Regions from separate parts of the Mus musculus genome. Here region 1 is linked to region 2. A link is a loop called in an ENCODE intact Hi-C map of the cell type or tissue named here. Cell type or tissue: heart. All regions are shown on one strand. Links, peaks and the distances in the headings refer to the core of each region. The heading gives the core; the rest is flanking DNA.

What was found. Hi-C counts contacts between places; a loop is a spot of excess contacts. Peaks named below come from ENCODE experiments on the same cell type or tissue, not always from the same donor. Only the 100,000 strongest peaks of a DNase experiment are listed, where the experiment ranks them.
Region 1: a loop joins it to region 2, with 2.7 times the contacts of the local background. A loop is called at or near these places in 2 of 42 quality-filtered maps.

The regions. Positions count from the first base shown.
Region 1 is chr17:71,194,890-71,197,807 of GRCm38, forward strand. All of the region lies in intron 1 of Lpin2 (lipin 2), which reads left to right. Among named protein-coding and RNA genes, the nearest start is that of Lpin2, 13 kb to the left of the region's middle. In heart, for the core only: a CTCF peak has its summit at 1,352 (motif pointing left); no DNase peak of the experiment used is centred there; H3K4me3 peaks cover 459 bases.
Region 2 is chr17:70,736,964-70,739,881 of GRCm38, forward strand. The region is part of intron 6 of Dlgap1 (DLG associated protein 1); the gene reads left to right. Among named protein-coding and RNA genes, the nearest start is that of Gm36746, 21 kb to the left of the region's middle. In heart, for the core only: CTCF peaks have their summits at 621 and 1,431 (motif pointing right); DNase peaks (open chromatin) are centred at 738, 1,338, 1,698 and 2,638; H3K4me3 peaks cover 1,489 bases; H3K27ac peaks cover 2,107 bases.

The DNA of each region.
Region 1 (2,918 bases), core at 193-2,692, 460 kb after region 2:
AAATAGTTTAAAAAGTTACTCACTGCACTATCTGATGATGAGTCATGTATATAAGAGAAATGAACTAAGTTTTTGGCTTATGAGTGTTGTGACTATTGAAAGAGCACTCTTAGAAGCTAGATGGCTCCCTTTTCAGAGCCACATTGGGTTCCCAGTATTCATGACAGATATGGCTTACAAAGACCTGTAACTCCATCTGTAGAGGAACCCAAATGCCTCTGGCCTCCACAAGTACCTGTTAAAAATAATAAAAATAAATAAGAAAGAATTCATGGGTAGGAAAGAGGAACTGATAATGTGCTAGGTGGTGATATGTTGATTATCAGGGCCTTAAGAGGTGACTCACACATAGCCTTCATGTGTGATTTTGCAGAGATGTGAGTGTAATTAGAAAGTGTTGCACACCGTGGGGAAGTGCTCCTACCTGCCTGAGCACAGGCCTGGGAGAGCTCAGGCTGTTAGCTTCACCTTTACAGCTGTTTCATATGGCTGTAGGCTCTTCTGACCCATTTCTGTCTTGTCCTGCCTGATTGTAGCTAGACTGTGAATTAGACCTAACTTGTTGAGCAATGGACTGAAGAGTGGCATTCAGTTGGTTGAGCTCCTCAGAAAGGGAAAAGGATTCGCAAGGCTAAAAAGACTTAAAGCACTGTTGATGGCAGTGAGAATTTAGATGGAGTCATTTGTATTTTCCTGTGTCCCTCTCTAAATAGTGACCACCTTCGTGGCAGTGACCCAACTGACAGTTACTGATTAAGCATGGACTGTGCGTGGCATAGTTTTTGTCTTTAAGTAGTTTTTGGGCACCACCTCATGGAGTCCTAACCACAGTCCTACCTGATAGGTGTTCCTGCCCCAGGTCAAGCTGAAACTAAGAATGGTTATGTGCTGCAGGTTCTTATCATAGCAAGTGAGAGCGCTATGTATGATGTTAGACGCAGCTTACGGACCTGCTGGCCCACTGCCAACATTTCTAAGAACCTAGCAAACCCGTCAGTCACAAATAAGGGAAATGCCATTCGTGTAACTTGGTGGTTCTTGTGTTGCTCATGAGGGCTTATAGCTGTAAACCCAGCACTGGGTAGACCGGAAGGAACATCATTAGTTTGAGGCCAGCCTAGGTAGGCTACCTAGTGAATTTTGCCAAGGCTGAAAAATGAAAACCTGTCTCAGACCTAACCAACCATCAAAACAAAGAGGACTAACTAAATACACAAATGAAGAATGATGGTGATTACCACCTGGGGGCAGGTTTGCTGCCAGCAGACTTTCAAAAGTAAACAGAATTTTTGTTTTGTTTTGTTTTGTTTTGTTTTGTTTTTAATTGTTACAGTTTAAGAGAGGGTGCTGCTGACATCTAGTGGTTGAAGGCCAGGGACGCTGAGTGTCTTTTTATTCCCAAAGATTTATCTGACCCCAAATGAAGTATGCTAAGACTGGAAAATCCAGACTTAAAAATATATCAAAAGTTAGAAAGCCAGGCCGGGCGTGGTGGCACACACCTTTAATCCCAGCACTTGGGAGGCAGAGGCAGGTGAATTTCTGAGTTCGAGGCCAGCCTGGTCTATCGAGTGAGTTCCAGGACAGCCAGGGCCACAGAGAAACCCTCTCTTGAAAAACCAAAAAAAAAAAAAAAAAAAAAAAAAGCTAGAAAGCCAATCAGCATTCCTGTGGTCTGGCCGCTGACACCCCCCCCCCCACACACACACCTCACTGCTCTGCTGTTCTCCAGCTGTTTCTTTGTGCATCACAGGGCATGGTATGAGGCAATCTGACTGATGCTAACCACCAATTCTCTTGGGCAAATTGAATCTATGTTTAAAAACTTAGATAGAAGTCTGCAAAGAGAGAAAGCCAGCTTATGTTCCAAATGTTCTAATGTTGCAGTCTTTCTAGAGTGCAGGGAGCAGAGTTAGAGGATGGCATGGTTCCTGGCCTGTAAGAGGAAGTATTTGGTTAGTGGACATTGTATTTCCATATTCAGATCTTGGAGGGATAGATGTGCATGTGTGTACATCCTGTGCTACTTTAAGGACTGTTGTCATGTATGTAGTAAAGCCAGACTGAGCTTTTGGCTTTACTACATGCATGTGGTGGCTTTTCTTGGTTGTCAACCTTGACTACATCTAGAATTAACTAAAACCCAAGCAGCTGGGTATAGCAATGAGGGATGGTTTTTCTTAATGAAGTTATCTGAAGTAGCCAGACCCACTTTTAATCCGGATCTTCTTATGAGGGAAGACCCACCCATAATCCAGACTTTTGGAGGTGAGAACATCCACTTTTAATGTGGGCCACACCTTCTGCTGGCAGTCTATAATGTAAGGACTTGGAAGAAGAAAGCTTATTCTTTCTACCTGCCTCTCCCTCCTTTGATGGCTTTAGAGTCTACTTCTCTGGAATTCTGGCATATACTGAAGACCATCTGAGCCATCCAGCCTTGTGGACTGAACAGCTACTGGACTCTTAGCCTTTTGTTGGTAAATAGCCTTTGTTGTATTACCTGGAGCATAACCTGTAAGCCATTATAATAAATCCTCTTCATATATATATATAGATATATAGATATAGATATAGATATAGATATATATATAGATATATATATAGATATATATAGATATATAGATTCATTCTATAAATTTTGTTCCTTTAGAAAACCCTGACTGATAAAGCATATTTTAACTACTTTGTCTGAGGAATAATTGAAAATTTTTCTACACCTGAATGTTCTTGTTTCACAAATAGTAGTTAACTTAGAATCAGAGGTTCTTGGGCTGGGGGCAGTGACTCAGTGAGAAAAATGTTCATCCTGAAAGCACAGCACCCGAGTTTGAATCTCTAGAACCACGTACAGCTAGACACATTATCAGTTGTCTGAATCCAGTGCTTCTATGGCAATATGGGAGGCTGAGACAGGA
Region 2 (2,918 bases), core at 208-2,707:
ACCAAACCTAATCGCCTGGAACACAGTTTGTCTCTGTCGGCAATGACTGACTTGGAGGCTTTGCTTCTCCGTGGAGCAGAGAGCAGATCGTTGAAGGTCGCTGTCCTGAAGAAGCTGGCGCACAGGAAGCAGTGAGCGTCACCTGGGCCAAGTGCCTCAGCTGGAACACCACTTCTTTCCACCATTCCCCAGCCACTCCACCCAACACACTCACAAGCACATACCCACCAACCAATGGTAGACACTGCAAAAGAAAACGCCACTCAGCTGCACAAGAGCAAATTGGTGGAGCATGGTAGCTCCTTGTACAATATATGTTTATACATATGTGTGTTTATATATATACATATATATGTATATTAGAGAGAGAGAGAACAGACAGGCTCAGAACACACTATATAACCATGAACTTATTTTGATCCTCCTGCTCAGCTTCTTAAATGGTGATATTACAGGCAGGAGCTATGATGCCCAGCCTGAAGAGACGTTAGTAGTCATAAATTGGATGAGCATGTGATAATGGGGTGCTGTACAACTAAGCAGCAGGGTATGGAGCTCTCTGCTCGGGAGACAGGGATGAGAACTGGGACTTCCCACAGACATTACCTCATGGTCTCAGCAGGGGGAGCAGAGGCGCTTTGCCCACACTTCACAGCCAGAGGCTCCTGGCTGGTTTTCCCTTTTGTGCTGTGAGTGGTAGGTGGAGTTTCCTTCTGTGAGCATCCCCGAGGACCATTTGTTTTGGCTTTTAGAACAGGAAGGGGGCACGGGGTGCGGGGAAAGCTACATGTGTGGGAGGGAATTTATGTTTCTTAGTAGTTGAATTCTTTTTCTCCTGAGGTAACCTGGGGTGAGGTGACCCATCTCTCCCTCTAGTTAAGGTAGTGACCCTCAATCTTCGTAAAGCGTCCACCCTTTAAAACAGTTCCTCGTGTTGCTGTGGCTCCCAACCCAAAGATTATTTCTGTTGCTACTTTGTAACTGTGAATTTGCTACTGTGATGAATCATGATGTAAACATCTGTTTTCCTACTTCTTATTCTAACCCCAAAGGGATCTCGACACACATGTTGGGAACCACTGAGTTAGAGGAATCGGAAACGTGCAGGAAAACTCCTTTATACCTGTTAGTCCCCTCTGATCTCTAACTGTGGATGAGATGACGCCTAAGGCGTAAAAGTTCTTCAGGGAAAAATGGATGGGCTTGTAGAACAGAGGAGGTAGCCCGTGAGAGGTGGATGGTGAGTATCCTGCAAAAATGGCCTTATAGCTCAGGAAATATGACGCAGCAGGATAGAACCTGCCAGGTGGGCAGAGCAGTCAACTTTGAAATCCCAGAGGCCAGCCCAGCCCTTCCGGTTTCCTGGAATGCTGTCCTTGTCACGTGGTGGTTGAGGAAAAACCCTGCAACAGCAACAGGGAAGCTGGAGTGACCCTCGTCCGCCACTAGGGGGCAGAGAAGCCGAGTGACTCGTATAAAGATACACATGCCAGGCTGAACCACCCCCCACCCCCCATCCCCACCCCGAGTCAAGGACTCACAGCCGGTATAGGCTGGCTCGCATAGCACAAGAGCCCACTGTCTCGCGGCCCAAAGCTGACGCCCTACCACTCAGACCAACAGTTGTGTGTCATGAGGAAGGTGGGACAGAGGTGACTCAGGGAAAAGCTGTTTTCCCCAACCCTGGCATTCGGTTAATCTCATTTCAAACCCTGTCACTCACCCAGAAAGACTGCTCAGCCTGCCTTACTTCCGCTGCTGGAGCCCTGGAATGTGGCAGCAGCAGCTGTCAGGGTGATGTGGAGGCCCAGCTGGGGTGGAGAGAGGAAAGGTACCACCCAAGGGTCGTCAGAGGATTGGAAGCAGTGAGGAGACCCATCCATCACTCAGTCGGGTCCAGCGCCACCCCACCTTACTGAGAAAGCTGCAGAAGGTGGAAGCCACCTCAACCCTATTTTTCTTCACGTGATAGAATGGAGACCGGGGCCTTTCGCATGCTAAGCAAGCATATAGACTGCATTGCCAGCCCTGATGTATTTTAGGTGCTGCTAATACTGAGTTTCTTCGCCGGGCGTGGTGGCGCTCCCAGCAGAGGCAGGCAAGGCCAGCCTGGTCTACAGAGTGAGTTCCAGGACAGCCAGGGCTACAAAGAGAAACCCTGTCTCAAAAAAACAAAAACAAAACAAAAAAATACTGAGTTTCTTCATGGATGTGTGAACAGAAGAGTCTCTAGGGTTGGGAGGTGTGACTCCTCCGTAGTAGAGCATTTGCCCAGCATGTGCAAGGTTTTCGGAGCTCAGCATCACAGAAAAGATAAAGGGAGGGGAAGAGAGAGAGAGAGAGGTTCCTTATGTATATGAAAGTATGCATCTATAGGGATCATGAATGCAAACAAAGCTTGGGAAATAAGGACTGATGTCAGCAGATATAAACAAGAAGACTCGTAACTGTGGCTTCTTATGTGGTGTTAGCCTTTCCTGTACACGGTCTTTGTTTAAACCTCAAGATTCCATCAGGGCAGCACCTTCAACACTGACATCGGGCAGTTGAGAGCCCATGCGCCTCTGATTACCCAGCTGACTTGATGCAGCTAGTTAGTGCCAACATTCTAATCAGTGTCTGTGTGATTCAAGCTGGGCTGGAGGAATGACCTCATGTGTGTGCTGGAAGTGAGTGTGTGGGCTGGAGAGATGGCTCAGCGGTTAAGAGCAGCACTGACTGCTCTTCCAGAGGTCCTGAGTTCAATTCCCAGAAACCACACGATGGCTCACAACCATCTGTCATGGGATCCAATGCCCTCTTCTGGGGTGTCTGAGGACAGCGACAGTGTACTCATATACATAAAATAAATAAATAATTCTTTAAAAGAAAAAGTGGGTGTGTAATATTTCCAACCAGCCAGGGAAGGGTTGCTGCAG